Linked DNA regions of Mus musculus: region 2 is linked to region 1. Evidence: chromatin contacts called from ENCODE Hi-C or POLR2A ChIA-PET data. All regions are on one chromosome and are shown on one strand. Each heading gives the region's core, a stretch centred on a gene start or an enhancer-like site at or near the end of the contact. The rest is flanking DNA. Distances are from core to core; before and after follow the strand shown. Region 1 overlaps Sync (syncoilin). Region 2 holds the start of Rbbp4 (retinoblastoma binding protein 4, chromatin remodeling factor).

The links. A loop is a pair of places that touch in the nucleus more often than their neighbours do. ChIA-PET counts read pairs that join two places held with the same protein, here RNA polymerase II (POLR2A).
Region 2: a map of gastrocnemius shows a loop between it and region 1 (2.2-fold over the local background). The contact joins the promoter of Rbbp4 here to the enhancer-like site in region 1. A Hi-C loop is called at or near these places in 1 of 37 maps with a recorded cell type or tissue (gastrocnemius). POLR2A ChIA-PET finds 5 or more read pairs at or near these places in 3 of 5 experiments (Patski and embryonic stem cell).

The regions. Positions count from the first base shown.
Region 1 is chr4:129,292,025-129,296,244 of GRCm38, reverse strand. It overlaps Sync (syncoilin), which reads right to left. Exons shown (of 5, transcript NM_023485.3): 2 at 1,869-3,018. Among named protein-coding and RNA genes, the nearest start is that of Sync, 6.5 kb to the right of the region's middle. Within about 2 kb of position 2,469, at least 1 of the 3 ENCODE cell types and tissues checked has a DNase peak (open chromatin) inside an H3K27ac peak, as active enhancers do.
Region 2 is chr4:129,332,381-129,337,177 of GRCm38, reverse strand. Rbbp4 (retinoblastoma binding protein 4, chromatin remodeling factor) reads left to right here and starts at 1,808. Exons shown (of 12, transcript NM_009030.3): 1 at 1,808-1,960; 2 at 2,534-2,681. The coding sequence starts at 1,945. It overlaps Zbtb8os (zinc finger and BTB domain containing 8 opposite strand), which reads right to left and starts at 1,210. Exons shown (of 7, transcript NM_025970.4): 1 at 1,039-1,210. The coding sequence starts at 1,135.

The DNA of each region.
Region 1 (4,220 bases), core at 1,220-3,719:
AACCCGGTGGCTGTAAAAGGTCCCACAGCAAAGTTTCCTCAGTGTGCCTAGCAACATCTGACATTGGCCTGCTGTGTCCCCTAAGCTCCGTGGCAGACCAGGAGACAAGTAAAGATAGCTGCTGCCTCCTGTCCACCCAGCCTGCCGCGGCACACGCAAATGTTTATCCACTCCGTATTTATATCCTACTCTGTTCTAAAACGGGGTTAGAACTGGCTCACACTTAATCAGAAATAACAGGAATACAGGGATATGGTGACATGTGCAAAAATGGAAAACGCCGAGAAAGAGATTCCATCCCAGAGTCCGCACAGCTTCAAGGTGGAGGCTGGATCAGTGGTTCCAAGGTCAGTGTGCCTGGCAGAGCATGGTATGAGCTCCTGTGCTGGGCCGTTCTAACCCTCTCTATAGCCAAGCACGAGTCACAGGTCAGTTAGACTTGAAGATGAAGCACAGAAACACCTAGGGCTGGTCAGGCCCAACCTCAAAGGACTGCGCTGAGCCTCCAGTTCATTGTCTATAAAAAAAAGAATATAAGAATCCAAGCCAGGTATGGCAGCCCATTTTACCCAGGTAGCATAGGTCTGTAATCCCAGCTACATGGGAGGCTGAAGCAGAAAGATCTCAAACTCAGGGCCTGCCCGAGCTACTGGGTGAGTTCAAGACTAGGCTAGACAACTTAGACCCTGTCTCAAGTCTAAAGAGGACTATGAGTAAAGCTATTTATTGTTTGACTAGCCTGTGTGAAGCCCTGGGCTCAACCCCCAGAGTCCCTACACCTCAACAAACTGCACTAATGCACACACACACACACACACACACACACACACACACACACACACACACGACTGTGTAAACCAACAGTCAACATAACTGGCAAGAGGCTGGGGTAGATAAGATAAGAGCTGGGCTCAGCAGATAAGAGCACTTGCTGTTCTCGCAGAAGACCCCAGCACCAGCACTCTCATGGTAGCTCACAGTCACCTCTAACCCCAGATTCAAAGCATTCAATGCCCTTTTCTGGCTTTCTTGGGCACTGCATGCACACAGGTACACAAACATACACGTAAGCAAAAGACCCATATGCATAAAGCAAAAATAAAATTTTAAATTAAAGAAAGGCTGGCCAGGAGTGGTGGCACACTCCTTTAATCTCAGCACTTGGGAGGCAGAAGCAGGTGGATCTCTGAGTTCGAGGCCAGCCTGGTCTACAGAGTGAGTTCCAGGACAGCCAGGGCTACCTACACAGAGAAACCCTGTCTCGAAAAAACAAACAAACAAAAAAACAAAAACAAAACAAAAAATCCTAATCCTAACCCTACCCTAACTAAAGGAAAAAAAGAATGAGTTGGGGGGTGGGGGGTAGACTAGGAGGAATGGAGAGAATGGGAGGCTGTGGTATGGATATAGTATATGAAATAATTAATAATAATAATAATAGAATTAATAATGATAATAATAATAGAATGAATGGGCCCAAAGAACAGGTTTTTCTGTAGTACTGGATGGTAAGTAACCCCTAGCCCCAAAGACATTATTAGACCTATCTGGGTGTGGTATGCCCCACCTCTAGTCCCAACACTCAGGAAACAGAGGCAGGTGGATCTGGAAGTCTGAGTTCAGCCTGGTCTACAGAGTGAGTTCCAGGACAGCCAGGGCTACACAGAGAGACCCTGTCTCAGAAGGAGAAAAGAAGGACATCAGACTTCCCTTGAGCTAAAATATGTCCCTTCAGCTGGGTGTGGTGGCACACACCTATGGTCCCAGCACTCAGAGGGCTGAGGCAGGAAGGTCTCAAGTTTCTCAAGGTCTCCAGGCCAACCTGAACTACATAATAAAACTTGTCTGTTGCACAGCCAAGGGCCTACCCTGTACTGTTGAACCTCTTCATCGCGTTTTTGCCTCACGAGCGTGATCTGGTCCTCCAGGTTCCTGTTCTGAAGTTGGAGCTGCCGGGCCTCTGCTTCCAGGGGTCGCAGAGCCTCCCTCATCTCCTGGATCTCCGCCTGGGTGTCCTGTAGAGCTTTGGTCCCGGCCTCTTTCCTTTCCAGGAGCCGGAGCAGCTGAGGCTCATACTCCTCCTCCAGGCCCTGGCGGCTCTCGGCCATGAGATTTTCAAACTGTGTCGACAGCCGTCGGCTCTCCTGGAGAAAGTGCCCATCGCTCTGGGTCGGGGGTGCTTCTAGTTGTTGCTGTAACTGCTCCTTCTGCTTCTGACAGGCATCTCGGAGCTGGGTCAGTTCTTCCGAGAGCTGGGCTGCCCGAGTGGTCAGCGCTTCCCTGCAGTCGGCAAACTGAGCCACATCCTGCTGACGGCACTCCAGCTGGTATTGGTAAGCCACGCATTCCTTGGTCACCTTGAACAGCTTCTGCTTCACCGTCCGGATCTCCTCCCTGAGCCCGTCCCTCTCCAGCTCTGCCTGTGCGTGGAGCTTGTAGGCAGCCAGGATGTCCTGGTGGACTTGCTGCACCTCCTGCAGGGCTGGCTCCCGGAGTAGCACGAGCTCGTGGATTAGCTGGTCCCTCTCCTCTTCCAGCTGGGACACGGCTTGTACACACTGCTGGAAACGAGCTTCCAGCCGCTCCAGGTCCTCCACGCTGAGGGGATCCTCCTCGGTGTTGGGAATCGGTTGAGCAGGCAGGCTTCCCTCCGTGGCCACCATTTCTCCCTCACAAGCAGTTGGGCTCTTAGCTGGCTCCACAGGCTGCTCTGAAATTTGCACCTCATCTGGCGTCACGGATTCCTCCACAGACAGCATCTCCTCTGGGCGCACGGGCTCTTCTAGGCCCAGCGCCTCGTCTGGCTGCCTCGATTCGTCGATAAACAGTGTCAGTGCTGGCTTCTCATATTCTTCCTCATAAAAACTCTCTTCAAAGTCCCCCGATGCCCCCAGATAGAGAATGTCCTCTAGGTTCACAGTCCCCTCCAAAGACAGAGTGGCCTCTGGGTTAAAGGTCTTGGCCTCCTTCGGGGATTCTGACTCCTGAAGAGGAAAACTCGCCTCGGTGTGTGGTTCCCTGCAAGAGAGATGATGGCCGTGAAAGAGCAGCCTGTGCTCCACTGAGTGTCAACAGGGCCTCTGTCTCACGGTTAGCTGCAGCAGGTTCTCTTAGCTACTTATGGGGAATTGAATATGCTTGGCCCTTGGGGCATTATTAATTAGAGGGTGTGGCCTTATTGGAGGAGGTGTGGCCATGTTAAAGGAAGTGTGTGTAGGGGTGGGTTTTGAGCTATGTAGAAGAGGAAGAGACCCGCCATCTGCCCCACCTCGAATCAAAAAGGAGAACTCTCAGCTCTTCCAGCACCCTGCCTGCCTGGATGCTGCCGTGCTTCCCGCCATGATGATAAATGGACTGAACCTCTGAAACTGTAAGCCAGCCCTGGTTAAACGTATTCCTTTATGAGAGTTGCCATGGTTCACAGCAATGAAACCCTAAGGCACTACTCCCCTCCCCAGTCTGCCTCTTCCACACACTGCCCACCATTCGAATTCCCTGACACCACAGCATCACTGGCTAGTCTCTGCTTACATCACTTCATGGAGAGGACGCTATTCTCAGACACAGCTGGGTGTTCCACAGTTCTACACATGTTCAGGGGCAATTGGGACCACATAGAGAGACTGTGCCCGTAAAACAAGGAAAGACAACCGTGCTGGTGCCTGCCTGTAATCCCAACAGGCTGAGGGAGGGGGGTCAGAAATGCAAGGCCAGCCTCAGCTACTTAGTGAGCTGAAGGCCAACCTGGTTTTGTGAGAATCTGCCACTCCCTGACAAAATAGGGGGGATTCAGTGAGTGGCTCAGCAGATAAGGGCACTTGCCACCAAATCTGATAAACTGAGTTCAATCCCTGGCTTCCAAATGGAGAGAACTGATTTCTACAGGTTGTCCCAGAAACACACACACACAATAAATGAGTAGGCATTAAAGTGGCAGGGTTGAGACTGGAGAGGTGACTTAGTGGTAAAAAAGCACTGGCTGCCCCTGCAAAGGACCAGAGTTCGGGTCCCAGCACAACCACCTGCAACTCTGTCTTCTAACTCCAGGCATCCCTCCCTGCATACATGCAAAAAACAAATTTAAAAAATTAAATCTAGTTTGAGGCCAGCCTGGTCTACAGAGTGAGTTCCAGGACAGCCAGGGCTATAGAGGGAAACTCTGTCTGAAAAGAACAAACAAACAGGGCTGGAGAGATGGCTCAGTGGTTAAGAGCACCGAC
Region 2 (4,797 bases), core at 559-3,058, 42 kb before region 1:
GAAAGTACTTAACACTTTACTGGGGCATAGGTAAATTATACTCAATTCTTTCAACTTTTTAAAAAAGATGATACATTGCTATATAGGGTGGTTCTCAAATTTTTTAATCTCAGGAACCCTATACTCAAAGACTACTGTAGGGCAGAAGCCATTATAGCTCAGGGGTAGACTACTAGTCTAGGATGTCCATTAAAGACATAAGAAATTTCTTTATTTCTGAGACAGGGCCTTACTCTGTAGCTCTAGCTGTCCTGGAACTCACTATGCAGACCAGGCTGGCCTCGAACTTAGAAATCCGCCTGCCTCTGCCTCCCAAGTGCTGGGATTAAAGGCGTGCGCCACCACTACCCGGCTAAATTTTTTTTTTAAATATTTATTTATTTATTATATGTAAATACACTGTAGCTGTCCTCAGACACTCCAGAAGAGGGAGTCAGATCTTGTTGTGAGCCACCATGTGGTTGCTGGGATTTGAACTCCTGACCTTCGGAAGAGCAGTCGGGTGCTCTTACCCACTGAGTCATCTCACCAGCCCCCGGCTAAATTTTTATCTTTCAAAAAAATTTAACGTGATGCAAAAGTTGCAGTACGTAATAAGATCCAATCTTGGGCTGTGGACACACACGTACGCACGCACGCACGCACAGAAAAAGGTATGTCTTGATTACTCTAACCTGGTCACACTATTCCCTACTGGGAGAAACTCGAGGACAACCCAGAAATCACTTAAAAATACAACTAATGCACAAGTATAATTTACAATGATAAATGTTGGACCAGCGCCACACCATTTAACTCTATCCCCAAAGGTAAGTGTGATTCAGGCACACATGGACTTTTAGAATGGATGGGGGCAGGGGATACGGCCTCGGGTTTCTTCATTCTCTAGTAAGGTGATCTTTTTCTTCACTTTCCCCCTAAATTGGGTCCAAAGAGGGGCACACTGTGATCACGCCAGAGCACCTTTAGGGCAAAGAAGTGGGCGAAGCAGGAAGCCGCAGGTTGTCCGAATGCAAGAGATGTGGGCCACCTACTCACATTCATATTTTCGATTGACTGGAGGATACTTGTCCTTGGTCGCCTTCTGTTCCTCCGTCAAATTGTAATCTCTAACATCTTCCTCCTCTTGAGCCATGATTGCGGAGTTGGTACTCTTACTTCCGCCCTTCATCAGCCAGACTTCGGCCCCGCGCCATAACTTCCGCTCTACACCCCACCCCCTTGGCAGCGGGTCTAAAAGGACCAGGACTCCATTCTGCAAGCTCGCGGAAGGATATACCCGCTTGCGGCTGCCGGGCTGCCGGGCTGCCAGGCTCGGTCCTGCCGCTTTTATAACATGTTTTAGAGACCAGCATCTTATTTCCTGCACTCATCACTATTAGTACCGAGGGAGTCAGTTAAAAGACGCCACCTTGAATTAGGCACCTGTAAGTCTAAACGGTGATGCGTTTTCTCCTCGTCTGGCCCTCCGAGTTGCTAACCAGACCCGGAAACACTTCCAAATTCTTTCGCTACCCTGAGGGAGTTGTCAGCATAACGGCCTGCTAAGAAGATGGCTGCGCATGAGCGTGTAGGGTGTATGTCACGTGATCTGCACGGGCCTCATCCCGGCAGGCGGGGCGCGCGCGCAATCCGTGGAAGTCTCCGGACTGTGGTGGGGGGTGGGGGAGAGAGAAGGGGCGGAGCGCGCGCGCCTCGGGACTCTGGAGAAAACGACTCTCGAGCGTCTCCATAGGCCGCGAGGCGGATGCTCCGCCCACCCCTCAGACCCGCGCTTTCTCATTGGTCGGTGTTGGCGCGAAGGCACGCGAGCCGGCCCCCTACGCACGGGCCGCAGGAAACAATAGAGGCCGCGCGCGCGGAGTGGAGCGCTCGTAGCCTCCCCGCCCCTCCTGCAACGCACGACCCCGGGATCCCCCAACCCCTCCCGGCTCTCCTGCCGCCATGGCTGACAAGGAAGGTGAGTGTGCCGAGGCCGGCTCGGAAGGGACGGTGCTGGCTTGTAGGGCTGTGTCGTGGCCTGTTACGCGGCCTGAGACGGAGAGCAGGCCCGACTCTGGCGAGCCTCGTCCCAGCGACGCCGGCCTGAGGACTGAGCTCCCCGGCGGGGCGGGCTAACGGCGCAGCAGCTCCTCCGGAGCGGATGCGAGGCGACGCCAGGTCTCCGGCCTAGGCGACTACGAGGCTCCCTGCCGGTCCCTCTGCCTGCCGAGACTCGGGGCGCCGCTCTCCATCCCCAGGCTCGATGCGCAGGTCTCCTCCCCGGGTTTGGCGGACTTGGCGCGCGCCACCGTGCTTCGTTCGGGGTTGGACACCATCGGCCCCCGAAGGAGTAACGGAGTGTCCGGCTGGGGTGGCCCCAGGACTTCCGGCCCGCCGCGGCCGAGAGTGGCGTTGGTGCCCGCGACCTGGGAGATTAAGATGAATCTCCATTTCGTTGTCAAAATCCGGGCGCTACGCCGGTGGCTTGGAGAGGTTTGTGCCCTTTCCGTTTACGTTCGCTAACTTGATTTGTCTTTTAAAAACATTTTAGCGGCCTTTGACGACGCAGTGGAAGAACGGGTGATCAACGAGGAGTACAAAATATGGAAGAAGAACACCCCTTTTCTTTATGATTTGGTGATGACCCATGCCCTGGAGTGGCCCAGCTTAACTGCCCAGTGGCTTCCAGATGTGACCAGGTGACGCGAATCTTGAATATTTTTGATAGTTCATATATTTTAATTTTTTTGCCCTCCAGTCACTCAGGGGGGACATTATCAGAGCTTATGAGTACTATTTATTTTCCTCGACTAGAAATAATGTCAAAAACAGAAGATCATTTTGTAATTTACCCTGCAAAGAAAACATGCTCTGTTGTTGTGTTGTTGTTTGATTTTTTTTTTTCTTTTTCTTTTACTTTTTTTTTTTAAGTCATCTCTATTTGTATGAATACACTGAAGCCAGAAGAGGGCATTGGGTCCCATTACAGATTGTTGTGAGCCACCATGTGGTTGCTGGGATTTGAACTCAGGACCTTGGGAAGAGCAGTCAATGCTCTTAGCCGCTGAGCCAGCTCTCCAGCCCTGTTTTTGTTTTTTCCCTCAGCATGGAGTTGAATAGCCATTCTTAAGACTGGAGTTGGCCATGTAATATAAAACTTGACCGTTTTCAAAAGTTATTCTGGGTCCAGTTTATTCAACAAAACATTTGATTTCTCAAGTCATTTATAAGGTTAATAAATAGCAAGATAAATCTGGGGTCTGCCTAACTGAAGTGGGGGCGAGTGTTTTCAGCAGTAGTGTGAGGTTTTAGAGCTTGGTGGGAGGTGGGGCAGAAGGGTTGTAATGTTTAGTGATTGAGACCTACTGATGGGGACTTTGATCCTCAGCACAGAAAGGGGGGGGGGCTGGGACCCTACAGCGAATTGCATACACAAAATGAAGGGGAAAGTCTGTCAGCATGAACTACCAGACTGGCCTGCTGAAACAAGTGGCAATCCAAAGATGGTGGATGTGGGTAATTACTAATGTAAATTTGGCAAAAATGTACTGAATTCTTTGGAAACTCAAGAGTTAAGATACGTGCAGAATTCAATTATGAGGCTGATGGGGTTCAGCAGGTAATAGAAATTTGGAGTAAAGAGTTGTTTTGGTTTGAGGGCTAGGAATTGAACCTTGTGCATGGTAAGGAAGGCAGTACCATCTGCAATACATCTCTACTGTCATGGAAAGTTCATGTGCATTTTACTAGTAACTTAAGAATGAGGCTGCTGGGCTGGAGAGGTGGCTCAGCGGTTAAGAGCACTGGCTGATCTTCCAAAGGTCCTGAGTTCAAATCCCAGCAACCACATGGTGGCTCACAACCATCTGTAATGAGATCTGACACCCTCTCTGGTCTGTCTGAAGACAGCTACAGTGTACTTAAGATTTAATAACAAATAACTCTTAAAAAAAAAAAAGAATGAGGCTGCTACCTTTGCAGCAGTGTAGAGAGAGATGGAGACCTTTATCTGAAGGGTGTTGAGCAAATCCATGCAGGCACCCAGAAGTTTGGAGTTGGACTTTTTTTTTTCATACATAGGAGTCTTTGTTTTTCCTGCATGTTTGTCTGTAGCGTGTGAGTACAATGCCTGCAGAGGTCAGAAGAGGGCTGGAACACTCTGAAACTGGAGTTACACTGTTGGGAGCTGCCATAGAAGTGTTGGGAAACAATTTCTGAAAGAACAGTCAGTGTTCTTGCTGCTGAACTATCTCTCTTGCCTGTGGAATTGGGAATTTATTAGATTAAAAAACTAGTTGGGAGTTCAAGCTTAGTAGAGTTATCTCTATCTGTTCTCAGTGGTTGTTAAACAATTTGTGTTGAGAGGGTCTGTGGTGCTACATACCTGTAATCCCAGCACTTAAGAGGCAGAGCAGGAAGATCAGGAGGTGAAGGCTAGCCTATGACAGACCATAAGAAAAAAACTTGTATGGTGGTACAGGTCTGTATTCTAGCACTAGGCATAATGGCCAGCCTGGGTTACATAATACAACTCTGTCCTCTCCAAAATGTGTGTGTTGGAACAGCGAGTCTCAAATTTTAGCTATTACATGATAGTTCATTATAGGGTCCCCCTCCTTCTCCCACACTTTTTTAAAAACTGTGTTGGGGGGCAGGGAGACAGGCTATTTTTGGGGGGTTTTTTGTTTCTGTTTTTTCTTGGAGACAAGGTTTCTCTTTATAGTCCTGGCTGTCCTGGAAGTCACTCTGTAGACCAGGGGGACCCAAATTGAAGTTCCTGTTTCTTGGGCACTTAAAAGTACAATCTCTATCTAG